Regions from separate parts of the Mus musculus genome. Here region 2 is linked to region 1. A link is a contact called in ENCODE Hi-C or POLR2A ChIA-PET data. All regions are on one chromosome and are shown on one strand. Each heading gives the region's core, a stretch centred on a gene start or an enhancer-like site at or near the end of the contact. The rest is flanking DNA. Distances are from core to core; before and after follow the strand shown.

Evidence for each region. Hi-C counts contacts between places; a loop is a spot of excess contacts on that map. ChIA-PET counts read pairs that join two places held with the same protein, here RNA polymerase II (POLR2A).
Region 2: POLR2A ChIA-PET joins it to region 1 with 11 read pairs in embryonic stem cell. The contact joins the enhancer-like site here to the promoter of Crabp1 in region 1. A Hi-C loop is called at or near these places in 4 of 37 maps with a recorded cell type or tissue (Patski and left cerebral cortex). POLR2A ChIA-PET finds 5 or more read pairs at or near these places in 3 of 5 experiments (all embryonic stem cell).

What each region holds. Positions count from the first base shown.
Region 1 is chr9:54,759,754-54,767,135 of GRCm38, forward strand. It overlaps Crabp1 (cellular retinoic acid binding protein I), which reads left to right and starts at 4,995. Exons shown (of 4, transcript NM_013496.3): 1 at 4,995-5,218; 2 at 5,730-5,908. The coding sequence starts at 5,149.
Region 2 is chr9:54,801,620-54,808,917 of GRCm38, forward strand. No RefSeq gene overlaps it. Among named protein-coding and RNA genes, the nearest start is that of Crabp1, 41 kb to the left of the region's middle. Within about 2 kb of position 2,837, at least 1 of the 3 ENCODE cell types and tissues checked has a DNase peak (open chromatin) inside an H3K27ac peak, as active enhancers do.

The sequences.
Region 1 (7,382 bases), core at 3,745-6,244:
CTACGGAGAGCTGCCTTGAAGAGTCCTCCTGGGGCTGCTCCAGAGCCCCCAGCTTTCGGGGACTGAACTCTGACCCCCATTCTTTCAGCATGAATTGGGTCTGCCCGAAGGCGAGGGTCAGGACAGCGGTTGGGAGTTCATTGAGGGCAGGGGATAGGGAAGTGAGGGGGGTTGCAGGGGGCCTGGCGTGCCTCCAAGTAAGAATAGCAAAGCTCAACAGAAATGTCCCTGCAGAGATGCAGGTCAGTGGCCCAGGGAGAGGCTGGCAAGGGAGTCAGCAAAGGGGCCAGCCAAGGAACAAAGAGGTGTTGGAGAGAGGTTGCAGGCCTGAGTTCCAGAGTGCCCACCCACCCCCAAGAGCCACACAGGAGATGTACACACATCCCCAGGTACTCCAGTCCTGGGGAGATCCCTTGTGTGGAGCATGAGGGGACCTGGGATCCTAGGTCCTCAGGAATGGCCCCTTACCTCTGCTGCCCAGAAAGACTTCCTTTGGCTGCTTGCCTTCAGAGCCCAGTCTCAGTGTAGTGTCACATTCTCTGGAAAGTTCGTGCTTGTCATCAGATTCAAGACTATCTCAAACTTCCACAGTGCCCCCCTCCAGTCCCTTTGCAGCCTGACTACATTGTCCCAAATCTCATCTTGACACTGCTGTCTGCCCTACCAGAGAGTTCTTGTAATACGTTACTTCTCCCTGACCTTTCACAGGTAGGTTTACCTCTGACCCTCAGTTTCATGCCTGGCACATGGTACTCTCTCCAAAAATGGTTGGTAAATAGGTAAATCTACTCACAAATCTTATATTCTAAAAGGTTGGTGGGGTTTTTGTTTGTTTGTTTGCTTGTTTGACTGGTTGGTTGGGTTTTGTTGTTGTTGTTGTTTGTTTGTTTTTTACCTCCATGAAGATTTTTCTCCAAGATCAGATTTTCTAGCCAAAACAATAATAGGATCCTTAATTCAAGCCCACCATACTCACAGGGCTCTCTGGAAAGTTCTAGTATTCCACAGACAGAATTAATTGATATTTGGACAGCTATATGTTCAGACAAGTAGTGACCTTTGTCGCCCTGACTATGCCAATCAAATCTTCCAGTTAGGGATTGAACAGTTAGGGACCAAGGTATGACCCTATCTTTACTATTGCCAAGTTCCCAGATCATGTCACTAGAATTGATTTGGAATTCCAAGTCCCTGTCACCAGGTCTCCCAGAGCCTTTCAGAGTCTGCTTTAAAGCCTCAGATCCAAACATGGTGGTCCATACGGCCCCATCCCTTTATCCCACATCAGACAATAGCTGGTCTTTGCTGCTTTGTGGGTTCTTCTTTTTCCTACTCTTTATTCCACTGGGTTCATCCCTTAACACTAGATAAGAGAGAAACAAGGATAGAGGGGAGAGAGGAATTAGGAAAATCCCTGAGTCTAATTTCTCTCCTTCTGTTTCTTCTTTGACCATGGCTATTAACAAACCGCAACCAACCTCCCCAAACAACCAACCAACAACCACCCCCAGCCCCACCTTTCAGGGCCCTCACATTTATGTACCCTCTGAAAAGTTTCCATGATTCCAAACATCACACAATCACAGAAATTATCTGCAGCTGACAAAGCCACCTTCTGCTAGAGCGTGAGGCAAATCATAGTCAGCTGCTGTGGACAGGAAGCAACCCCACATCCCTACACCTGGGATTAAAACGAGAGCACATTCTTGTAATATTTCTGCATAAAAAAAAAAACCCAAAATTCCAGAATTCTCCCTGCACCAGACCCGTCCTTTTTCTCTGGCCTCTCACCCTGGATTCGTTCTTTGTATGGAATCACTTTTAGTCCTCACAAAGGGGCCCTTCTAAGGCTTTGCCATCCTCCAACCTGTTCCCCATTCTTTACAGATCACCCATCATGTCCTTTGGGGAGAGGAGAGGACATTTGTGGCCCTTTGTCCTTGGTGAAAGGTTTTTCTGCCTGCTTCTTAGGCCACCTGCCTCACCCCTTTCCAGTTATGTAGTTCAGCCACACTGAAAAACATGTAGTTCTACATAATCAGACAATGTACACTCCCATCCCTTTCAGGCCTGTTCTTCAGGTTCAACCCAGGCTAGACCACGCACCAGCAGGCACCGTCAGCCCATGTGGTAAGCACTGGTTCTAGTTTCTCCTCAGTAGAACAGGGAGCCCTCAGCAACAGGCCCTGCCTGGATCCTCTGTCCTTGGAGCTGCACCCAGTTCCTGTTCCAGACAGGCCTTGGCAAAGGTTCACAAGCAAGAAGGCAAAGAAGCAGGAGAAAGGGAGTGGGGATGCAGGCTCAGAGGATGTAGGGGACCCAAGAGCTGGGTCTCCCCTACTCAGCAGAGGTCTTTCTCTGGATCCTGAGTATGGCTCCACAGAGGAGGCATGGTGAAATGTCTTTGTGGCCCTCTTGGTTTTGGAGTTTCCTGGTAGCCAGAGTCCCAATGACAGCCTGCTTCCCACCTGGACCCTAGGCTTTATGCCTAGGCAATGCCAACCTGGCTCCTAATGACTCCTCCTGCTTCTCCCTCTCTCTCATTTTGGTTTTGCTGTGAGTGGTGTGTTTGTATGTATATATTCATGTATGTTTGCACATGGGTGCACAGGCACATGGAAGCTAGAGACTGATGTTAAGTAATTTCTTCAATCGCTCTCTATCTTGTTTTATGACTCAAGGGAACCTGGAGACACCGGACACACAGCTAGACTGGCCGCTGAGCGCCAGCAATCCACCTCCCCACCACACCTGGCTGTTTACCTGTGTGCTGGAGATCTGAACTCCGCTGGCATGTCTGCGCTTTAAGCGCTTTACCAACAGAGCCATCTCCCCTGCTCTTAACCATGAATCCCTCCGACTTCCCATTCTCTCCTTTCCCTTCAGTCCATGTGGTATCTTTGCTGTAAAACCTGCCTACTGCTGTTCTGCCTTATCCAAGGAGCCATCTTCACTGGTTTTCCCTGGGCTATAAACTCTGCTTTTCCAGCTCCCTTAGCCTCCAGCTCCTAACCCCAACTTTGATGGGTAACACCTTGCTAGCCAGAAGTATCAAATGGAGGTGGAGGCCTGAATTAGCTTCATGACACCCCTCCTTTGGCCCCATTGCTGTAGAGACAGGATACCTAGCTTGTAGATCCCAGAGCACAAGGTATATACAGGTATATAATCTTTTCAAAGATTAAACATTTCAAGACGGAGGGCTTGGGAGAAGCTCCGATGAGAAAGTGTCCAAATACGAAGACCTGCGTTCTGATCCCAAGCAACCACATGAAAATACAGGCATGCACCGGGGAGGTGGACGTGGGATCAATCGGCCAGCATCGGGGCTTGCTGGCCAAACAGTCTTGCTCAGTTGATGATTCAGTGAGAACCTGTCTCCAAGAGTATGGTGAAGAGTGGGTAGAGACCTCAGACATGTGCACCTGCACATACCACACATAATACATAAAGACATGAAAGTAAATACATGAAATACTTCAAGATGTCCACACCAGAGCTGCTTTCTGTTTTCCAATTCAGTTACCAACTTCTTCTAAGCATACGGCCCCATGTGGGCACAGATGGCACATGTAAGAAGTTGTTGTCCCCACACACCCTTTCCCAGCCCATGATGGCCCCTCTCCACTCTCTTGTCTTCATCTGTCTTAGATGGCTTCTCAGGGCCCCTGGGCAGAAGACCAATTGCAGTCCCTTCTAGAAGTACAGAGGCCCTCTTCTGTTAGCAGCATTCAGCATGAACCAACCCCAGGTCCTCGGGGAATCCTCACCCCACAATCACCTCTAGGCTTCAGAACATCTGCATCTTTTGAGAATCGATTCACTTCTGAGCCCCACCTGGCTGAGCCTGAGGAAATGAGGGTGCATTGATCAACTTTGATCGCTGAGCTCTAAATGGCCTATTTTCACAGGGAAGACTGGACCAGAAGGAATCCTGTCAATTCCGAGGAAAGTAATCTGCTTAGGACCTAAACAGAATTTTACAACACCTGTGTCATGAGGAGTGGGCAAGCTTTTTTTTTTTTCAGCCCATGAAGGAAAAGTGACCTTTGGGGACCTCGAGCAGCATGGTCAACGGCTGATATGGAGCCACCCGTGGCAGGTTCTAAGATCCTGAATTGGGCAGTTTGGCTGAGGTGTAGCAATGGTGAAACAGTGGAAAGAGGCTGCAAGGAAATGTTGAGGTCTGAAAGCTGGTAAGGCACAGGGACCTGTGTGTACACTCCTTAGTGGAGACTCTGGGCTCTGGCGTTGATTTTCAGATCTGTTAGAGCAAAGGCAGGAGCTAGGCTTTCTTGCTAGGCCTTCCCAGTAGGACTGCAGAGCTCAAACCCGCAATTTTACAAAATAAGCTGCCGCATTTCCCTGCATTTTGCTTGTTCCGTCCCTTAGGCAACAACAAAGGGACGGTGTTGGTCTGGGCTCCCTTCTAACTTAAGCAGAAAACCTGCATGAGAGGCTTGGTTTCCAGCACCCGTTTGAACCTGCCTTGGTACCTCCGTGCCTCCATGCCCGGGATAAGCAAGGGTAGGGGCTGGGCCTTTCCCGCCACTCTAATTGGTCCTCCATATGCTAACTGAAAAGCCGAACAGAGCAAATTCGACCGGCTAGTGGCAGCCAGAAAGTATGGGTGGAAAGAAAGTGGCTTCCATGCCTATGGCCTTACTACTAACAGATATTTTCAAACATAGGCAAAAGTAGAGAAAGAATGTCGCGTTCCCCTGAATCCCCACTACCTAGCTAGCCTCATGTATCTCCTCCAGGCCGACCTAGCTTCATTAAACCCTCTCCTACCACCCAGTTTAAAACAGAATGTGGGCGGCGTGGTGGAGGAGGCACCAGGGGAGAGCAAGTTCCAAGTTGCATCACTAGTGGCTGAGAAGATGAGGAATGGTGAGGGGCGCCTTAGGGCGGGGAGTCGGGCTCACCCCTCGTGGGCCACCCCCCGCCCCTCGTGCACGCAGGGCAGGGGCGGGACTTGAGGGCGGGGCCCCAGAAGGGGGGGGGCGCTACCCTAGCGACTCAAGGCGCTTGCGGCTGGGCGCAGAACGCCAGTCTCTCTGCAACGCAGCGTGCGACCGCTCCGCAGCAGAGGTGGGTGCCTGCCCCTGCCTTCGCGCCGCCGCTACAGCCAACACCACTGCCACCATGCCCAACTTCGCCGGTACCTGGAAGATGCGCAGCAGCGAGAATTTCGACGAGCTCCTCAAGGCGTTGGGTAAGCTGGTACAGAGAGTATGTCCGGTCTGTTAGAAGCAGCTGCGAGGCGCCCGGGTCCCAGAGAGGGTGGCCTGGGTAGGTTCAGGCAGGAGGGAGTCAACGGAGTGATGAATCTCTGTTTCCTTTGAGGTTCCCCCACCCCCCAAACCCAGGTCGCAGAGGAGAGCGGGCTCCAGCCCCAGGGAGTTCAACTAACGTTTGCTGGACATTTGGCGCCTTTCTCGACGGTCCCATCTTTATCTCGTGCTAGATCACAGTGAAGAGCAGGGACTTTAAACTGGGGCTTTTAAAAGACCAGATCTTGCCATGAAAGCCCTGGGTAACTCAGGAAAGCCGCTTGCCGACTTTAAGCCTCGGGTTTTCTTCTCTAAAACCCAAGGGAGGAAAGAGACAAGTGGGACTAATTTAAGAGCCCCGTCTAAAGCCAGAGGATTTGGGAAGTGCCAAACAGGTCTGGGGGAGACCAGTGGGTGAGGACCAGAGACCCGAATCTATGCTTCCTTGCGCAGGTGTGAACGCCATGCTGAGGAAGGTGGCCGTGGCGGCTGCGTCTAAGCCGCACGTGGAGATCCGCCAAGACGGGGATCAGTTCTACATCAAGACATCCACTACTGTGCGCACCACGGAGATCAACTTCAAGGTCGGAGAGGGCTTCGAGGAGGAGACAGTGGACGGACGCAAATGCAGGGTGAGGCTCCAGAGACCGCACCTCCTTCCCGGGTACCCCCCCATTAAAACCCTTGACCCGCTGCAGGGTGTGTCACGGGAAGTTTGTGTGACCTGATGGTCCTGGGCTCAGGAGAAAGCCCTACCCGAGGTTCCCCTCATACTATCTATCACCCGGGCGCCAAAAGGCGCGCGCGCGCGCTTTGAACTCTGGGTGGGTGTGTGGTCCTGGTTAGTGCCTCGCTAGCGGCGCCTTCAGCGCTAGCTCTGGCTGCATAGGTAGAGAGGTTCCTGGGACCGCTGCTGCCTCCTGTTCTGCGCAGCTGCCTACTTACCTGTCATAGGTGAAGTGGCTGATTTAGCATCCCGCCCCCTGGGTCCTTGGACTGTAGGGCAAGGATTCGGATCCAGTTGCACAGCCCGGATCCCCCCCCCCTCCGTCCCCGCCGCGCGCGCGCGCGCGCGCATGCACACACACCCCGGACCCCGCACCCATCACCTCTTCCTGCCCTTCCGTGTTCAACCGAGGTCTTTAAGGGAATGGTGAGATTCTTCCAAAAGTAAAAGAAGCAACGCATGTTCTAGTTCAGACAATGTACTAAATGTCCTTTCTAAGTCCTCAAGGACTTAGAACAGACAGAAAGAGGTGGGTAGGGAGAGAGGGGAGGGAAGAGAAGGAGGGAGAGAGAGAGGAGGGAGGTGGGAGGGAGAGGAGAGAGGAGAGAAGGGGAGAGAGAGGGAGGGAGGGAGAGAGAGGAGAGAAAGGGAGAGAGAGAGAGAGAGAGAGAGAGAGAGAGAGAGAGAGAGAGAGATTGATTTATGAGAAATTGGGGCTTGCTATGCAGCCCTGACTAGGGTAGCCTGCAGTTTCCACGTAAACCTGGTGATCTCCGAATACTCCATCATAATCCGCTGGAGTTCTAGGATTACCGGCATCCACCACTATATCTAACAACCAAGAGAAGAGTTTTGTTGTTTGCTTGTTTTGTTTTGTTTTTGTTTTTGTTTAGTTTAGTTTTGTTCTCCTGAGACATGACCCAAAGACTGAGTATCTGTAACACTTGCCGTGCTATCTCATTTTTTAAAAATGTCCCCTTTCTCTGTCATGGGTTTTGTGGTTGTTGTTTTGTGCATTTTGTTGTCTTGTTTGGTTGGTTGTTTGAGACAGGATCTCACTCTATAGCCCAGGCCGGGTCCGAGTTGCCTGAATTCTCCTCTGTCCTCCAAGAGCTCGCTAGTTGAATCAGAGTCTTCATATCCAGCTTCACAGAGTCAACATCGCCAGCTTTCCCAATGTTCTAACATATTTACAAGTGAAGCCAAATATTGTGGCACAGTCCCTTAATCCCAGCACTCCAAAGCAGAGACAGACAGATCTCTGTGAGCTCAAAGACAGCCATACCCAAAGAGTGGAAAATTTTGGTTTTTGTAATGTAACAATATTCTAAAGAATGCAAAATTATTTCTTTTCTCTTTCCTTAGCCCATACCTGTCTG
Region 2 (7,298 bases), core at 1,587-4,086, 40 kb after region 1:
TTCCCCAAGCACAGTTGCTGTGCACGTGGCTGGCTTTAGAGAGCACATAACGGAGAGGCAGGGGCATAACTGTAACCAACGGGGACAGGCCCAGGCAAGCCTCCCTCTTCCGTTCCTGGCCCAACAGGGTGGGACTAGCCCCAAGGATTAGAGCAGCTGCTGTCAGGTGGATAGCTGCTGGCCCCAAGTGAAGCAGCAAGAAGCTGCCACCGGGACTGACTCCAGGTAAGGGCTCTACTGATTCACGTGGGAACAGCAAGCCTCTGGCCTCACTGACATACAGAGATGACCCTGTCTCTCACACTGAGTCAGCACGAACTCCAGCCAATCCCTGGATCCACAGCTGTAATTCAGATGGAAAGAACACTGAGATACGAGACTTGGAGGAGCCGAAGTCAAAGTCTCCCTCTGGTCCCAAAGTCTCCCACCTTGAGCTCGGTCTCCTGGCCACTTTAGGGTCTCAGTTTACTTTTATGTAATAAGAGAGATTCTCTCTCTCTCTCTCTCTCTCTCTCTCTCTCTCTCTGTGTGTGTGTGTGTGTGTGTGTGTGTACCTGGTGTTCAATAAATGTTGATGTAACCCTTCCATATTTTCAAGATACCAGTGGTCATATGTTGACCTAGTTCTTGTCCTTACTAAGCAGACTGTGTGGACAGGAAGACAGATACTAGTCAGTGAATCACATGAGACAGTGCACAGTGACAACAGCAGGTTCAACAGCAGGACATAGTGAAAATTTGCAGCAGAGGACCTGACTTCCCTGAACATAGCATGTCTAAGTTGAGCACTCAGAAGTAATGGGGTGCATTAGGCAGATAGAAGAGGGGCAACAATCTAGGCTCTAGAAACAGCACATGCAGAGGCTCTGAGGCAAGAGAGTATTCAGCAGCCAGGGCCAGAAAGGGGGGTCAGTCTAAATGATGGAATTAGGTGGCCTGTGGTGAGAAGAGAGCCTAGAAAGGGGTGAAGCTAAAACTGTGTGCTGGATGATAAATGCCAAGCCAATTATATATGCTTCCAACCTCAAGGAGCTTATGATTCACCCAACGGGATAACTATTGAGTTTCTTGTCAATATTCTTGGGTGTGTCAGGTCTATTATTGCATCTTGGGCCATGGCCTATAAGAAATTAAGGCAGTGTCTAACTTATCCAGTTGGAATTTCTACAAACCACCAACCTCTCAATGTATACACAGTCCAGCTGCGAGGAATGGAGAGCAGCCGAGAACCAGCTTCCAGAAAGTTTAAGGATGCCCAGGGGAGAATGAGCCCAATCTGCCTTTTTCCTGCCACATCTCTGTGAATCACATCCATTTGCTGCTGACTGCACAAATGGTTTGCATTAGGGGGACCATGGTCTTGTCTTTTCTGCTTTTATTCTTTCCAGATGAGGCTAGACTGGCAGGCCTAGCAGGATGGAGGAGTGGGGTGATTGATCGGCAGCCAATCCAAGGAGCCTTGGAGGGGTCAGAGGGGAGTGTCCAGCCTCAGGCTAAGGGAGGTGGAACCCCCTTTTAGCCATTCCTGCACATCTTTGTTCTGTCTGGGTGTGGCAGTTTGGTGACCTCACAGTAGTGACTAAAGAGGGAACAATGGCACTAATTCTTTAGTATTGAGCAATCATCCTGTTGGGAGAATCTAAGTCTACACACTTGTCAATAATCCTAAATGGACTCAGTTTCGGGGGGGAGGGGTGTCCCCATTCTGGGAGGTGGGAGGAATGTGATATTGGTTAATCTGATGTCTTCCTGAATTGTGCTGAACTCCTGGAAGGGCTGTGAAGGAAATGGGCATGGGGTGACTGCATACCCAGCCGTGCTTCTCACTAGGCCTGGGAGATGGCCCAGTGAGTAAGAGCACTTACTATATAAGTAAGTGCCTGAATCCCCAGAAAAAAAAAAACCTAAAAAGCCAGGATGTGGCTGCACATGCCTGTGGCCCCAGCACTGCAAAGGGCAGAGCCAGAGACATCTGCAACTTGCTGCCTGCCAACAGAGCTAATCAGCCAGTTCTGGGTTCAGTGAGAGACCCAGTCTCGAGGGAATAAAGTAGAGAGTGATAGAGAAGGACACCTGATGTCCTCCACTAGCCAACACACATACACAGACACCCATGCGCGCACACACATTCACACACAAACAAACACACTCTCACATACATATACACACACACACACATTCACACACATATCACACACACATTCTCTCACACATACACATTCACACACAAACACACTCTCACATACATACATACACATACATGCACACACTCTCTCACAAACATATCACACACACATTCTCTCTCACACACACACTCATATACATTCACACACACACACACACATGAAGCAGTGTTATATACCATAAAGATTCTCTCCTCCACCCAGCAGCAGCACAGGTCCTTTCCGCAAACCAGTGACTTGTCTTTCTGAGGCCCCAGGACACAGGGGCCACACCATGTCATTCTTGATCACATAGGACACAAAGGTGGCACTATCAAGCTGTACCAAAGGAGCTTGGATAAGGCTTGGCTGACCTCCTGCCACTGGCCTGGACTTCATAGCTCCCAGTCTCCTTTCCTACCTCCCAGCCAATAACTTTTCTCTCCGAGGAACTGAGAGCCCACTCCCACTCACCCTCACCTCAACCAGTGCACCCAAGACTCCAGGGGCTTTGCTGTGCCATTCCTCCACTCAAGCTGTAAGGGGATAATCTTTGGGCTGGTAGACTCAGGGGAGAGCCAAGGCAGAGGGATTGTTGGAGGTCAAAACTAAGATGTCAGCTGCTTTGTCAAGTACTGAATTACAACCCTTACCGAGGACTCAGCACATGGCTGGTGGCTGTGTTAGTGCCAGAAAGCTGTGACTGCAGAGCGTACAGCTCCGTGTCACACCCACTGAGCTCAGATTGAGCTGTAAGGCCTGTGCGTCAAAGGAGAAGCTTCTGGAAGCTTCTGGGATCCTTGCAGTCACTGTGTCATACACAGCCAACTGGCCCAGCCAAGCACAGCCTCCAGATACACTGGTCACCTCAGACACTCTGCCAGCTGCTAACACCAGGAGTAAAAATGGTTCCCGTTATCTCTGATTACACACTGGCTGGGAATTCCTTGACAGTTGGATTATATCTTTGGAAGCAATTTCTGTGGAGATTTACTTCATTCTATCCATACTGCCGTCTTGCTGGACCTTAGACGCTTGTAATTACCCCAGGGCCATTGCACACACTTTTCCTTGGGCTCAGAGGATATTTCTCCTGCTAGATAGCCACAGAGCTTCAAGCAGTTGATCAATTGCCATCTGACCAGTGAGGCCTCCCCTGACCAAATTATTTGAGATTGTTTTCCAGCCCCCTCCGCATTCTTTCTTCTCTTCCTCACCAGATTCTCCAAAGCATTTATGACCATACGTCCTACCTACGTTTATTGTCTTCCCCTTCTGGAAGGATTTGATTCTGGCAATTGGTCATGAATGAAAGGAAGGGAAGGAGATGGGGAAAGGATTTCCCAGGAGCTTCCTGTCTCCTTCCCACTGTATCCATAAAGCACTAAAGCACAGAGAGGTTAGATGCCTTAGCCAAGAACACACAGCTATTCAGTAGACGAAGGTAATCTCTCTTTCTTTCTCTCTCTCTCTCTCTCTCTCTCTCTCTCTCTCTCTCTCTCTCTCTCTGGCTTTCCTAGTTTTTGAGATAGAGTTGAACTTAGCACATTACTTCAATCTCAAGGAAGTCCTCTTGTCTCAGCTTCCCAAGAGCTGAGATTACAAATGTGCACCCAAATATCCTGGATCTTTCTTCACATTTTGTTTGTTTGTGTGTGTGTGTGTGTGTGTGTGTGTGTGTGTGTGTGTGTGTGTGCGCGCGCTGTGGCACACATGTGGAGGTCAGAGGACAACTTTCAGGAGTCAGTTCTCTCCTTCCACCTCTAGTTTCTGTGGACAGAATCAGGTCGTCAGCTTTGCCATGGGCTCCACATGTTTCCAGCACCCCTAACCCCTTTCTTTCCTGTCATGGTGGAACCCCTTTCACCCTTCCCAGTATGGCTTCTAGACTTCCCCAGGAAATCTTTGTTGGTACTCTGGGTTGAGAGCTGTCTTTCCTTTTAACCAAAGCTCACACAGTTCCTGCCCCCATCAAAACTCTGGACAGAACGTGTTTCATATGTGGTTGTTTCTATGTTAGAGAACATATATGTTGAGAGCCAAGCTAGGGATTGGCACTTGTGTTTGTTACTCCAACACTCGGGTGTTAGAAGCAGGAAGATCAGAAATTTGAAGCCAACCTGAGCTACAGAGTATAACCCAGTCAGCTCACAACCTCCTGGGTTCACAGGAGGCATCCGGTTTGCCTTACTGGAAGGAAAAACAGCAGGAAGGGAGAATGAGGTGTCAAGCCTCTTCCTAATTAACAGTTGCAAAACAGATCTTCCCAAGTGAGCCATCTTTCTGTCATGCTCCCTACCACATGAGAGGGTTCTACTGAATCCAGATGCTTCACCCAGAGCCCAGAGAGGCCGAGGCCTCAGGAGGTGATGAGCCCAGGCACGGAGCATACTACAGGGACAAACAGCAGTGGGACTTTTAGTTTGGATTTCACATAAGGAGCTGACATAGTCAGGGACAGTGACTCTAGGCCCACTGGGGAGTGACCACAGCCAAACCCTGTGGCTTTCTGCTGCTTTCTTGTGTGGCACGACCAGGCACCAGGACTTTGTACCAGCTCAGGGCAGAAGGGTGCCTTAGAGATTCTCACTGAGAGGAGTGCAGAAGGAGGGCCCTACTGGGATTGAGTCTTGGCTTTGGATATCAGGGGAGAGGGCAATTATTCAGGGAGGCTCAGAGTTTACCGTAGCAACTCCACAAGCTCACACAAGGATGGGCTTCCCTCTGCACTGAGGCAGAGAGTAGGTGAGTTGACTGGGATCACAAGGGCTAGGGCGTCAGCCAGGTCTGGTTCTCAGGTTTCCTATCCGTGGTACTGTCACTGACCCCTGCTATCCTCAGTCAAGTTAGAGCCACCTAGAACCCTGTCTACTCAGTTCTTGTCCGAAGAGCTGAACCATCTGATGCCCTTGGTGGGCACTGAGGCTTGGTTGGATGACCACAGAGTCCCCGTATACCAGTGTATATCATACCCTGTGCACCACTCAGTAGAGTACTTTTGCTAAGTACTTTTCCACATCCTGTCGTGTGCCCCTGCCTTAGTGAGCCACACTGGGTGTAGCTTGAGCATATGAGATCTCAAAGCCCGCCCCTTCAGTTACACACTTCCTCCTCCAGCAAGGCCACACCTCCTAATAGTGCCACTCCCTACAGGCCAAGCATTCAAACACATGAGTCTATGGGGGTCATTCCTATTCAATCCCCTCCCCCCATACTATCCCTATGAAGTAGTAAGGAGTGTATTTCTTCCCTTTTTTTTTTTTTAAGATTTATTTATTATTATAAATAAGTACACTGCAGCTGTCTTCAGACACACCAGAAGAGGGGGTCAGATCTCATTACAGGTGGTTGTGAGCCACCATGTAGTTGCTGGGATTTGAACCCCAGACCTTCAGAAGAGCAGTCAGTGTTCTTACCCACTGAGCCATCTCACCAGCAAGGAGTGTTTTTCTTATGTTACAGAAAAGGCAACTGTGGCCCAGAGAGAGAAAGTCACTTGCCTAAGGTCACAGAGAAAGTGGGAGAGGCAGTCTGATACCAAGCCTTTGTCATCCCTGTGCCCTGTGTCTAAGGAAAATAGCCTGAAACAGCCAGAGCCGGGGTCGGTGTCCCATATGAATCTCCTAAAAAGCTATGAGGAGGCTGGGGAGATACTCAGTGGATAAAAGAACTCGAGGTTTGTGTGAGAATATGAGTTCAAATCCCCAGTGCCCACATTAAAAAAAAAACTAGACATGACCAGACATAGTCCTATAACCCCAGCACTATGTGGTGAGAGACCAAATCTTGTAAGTTCAGACTCCATTTTAGAGAACTTGAGCTCAGGTAAACGAACAGGCTGGTACCTAGCATTGGTTTCCAAGTTACCCTCCCCTCCCCACACACACACAACAAAACCCAGTTTCTTGGCTAACCCCAACAAATCCAGCATCTCCAGGTTAATTGCTAAGTCCATGGGTCGGTCCCTCAGAGAAGGCAGGAAGACCCAGGGAAATTAAAAAAAAAAAACAAAACAAACAAACAAAAAAAAAACAACATACTGATCCAGGCCTCTAGGGAACACTGGCCAGGGTGAGTGAGGCTCAAGGGAGCAGATCAGGCTGGCTGGTGGAAGCTGCCAGAGTCCTGTTTAGCCTTAGGCCAGGCTGGAAACCAGTCCTGCTAAACAAAGTCTTACACAACCATCCCATTAATTGCATTAACCCAAAAGGTCAAGCTAACTCATTCCAGCCTCGATGGGGCTCTGGTTGGAGGGGACAGGAGAGGGCAGGCGCCTGACTTCCGGGGCCTGGTGTCCATGTTGATTTCATTAACTCTGAGATTCCTGCTTTCCCTGGGCATGGCCTCCCCTCATTGCTGCCTGTTGTCCCCCGAGAAGCCAGGCAAAGAAAAGAAAGGCTCTAAGGTATAGTTGAGGTTGGTAAGAGTACTGACACAGTGTAGCCAGGTTAAATAGTCTGGGGCTGCAGATGAGATACATAGACCAGGCTGAAAGTGCTAGCCTCAGGTCCATCCAAAGCCTGAAGGTGAGGAAATAGCCTAGCAGATCCTCTGGATGAGGCAGTGTGTAGCTCAGACTCATTACACAAAGGGCTCATCACAAGGCTCGTCAGCCAAGGTGCTGTCAGCTATGGAAAGGGCACAGTAGGGCGTTAGGACTTGAGGGCTCAAGGAAAAGTAGCAGAACTGATTCAATAATCATTCAAACAAAGACAATAGCTAAATAAGTATGATGGGAAGTTGAGAACCTGCAATCGTTTGGTTCAGTGCGGTTTCTGGAACAAAAGCTTGGCTATCACCAGTGAACCTTGAGAAATTGACATGAGCAGAGCCGGAAGGTGGCTCAGTGGGTAAGGAGTTTAGCATGCAGGTGTGGGACCTGAGTTTGGATCCCTAAAACCTACACACATGCCAAGTATGGATCTACAATCTCGGTGCTCCTGGGGTGGAATGGGAGATAGGAGAGTGGCTGCTCTTGGTCAACTAGCCTGGAATGCACAGAAGTTAACAAGTATGTGTGTGTGTGTGTGTGTGTGTGTGTGTGTGTGTGTGTGTGTGTGTGTCTATGTGTCTGTGTGTGTCTATGTGTGTGGTGTATGAACGTATGTGTAAGTGCAGGCATATATATGTTGCTGC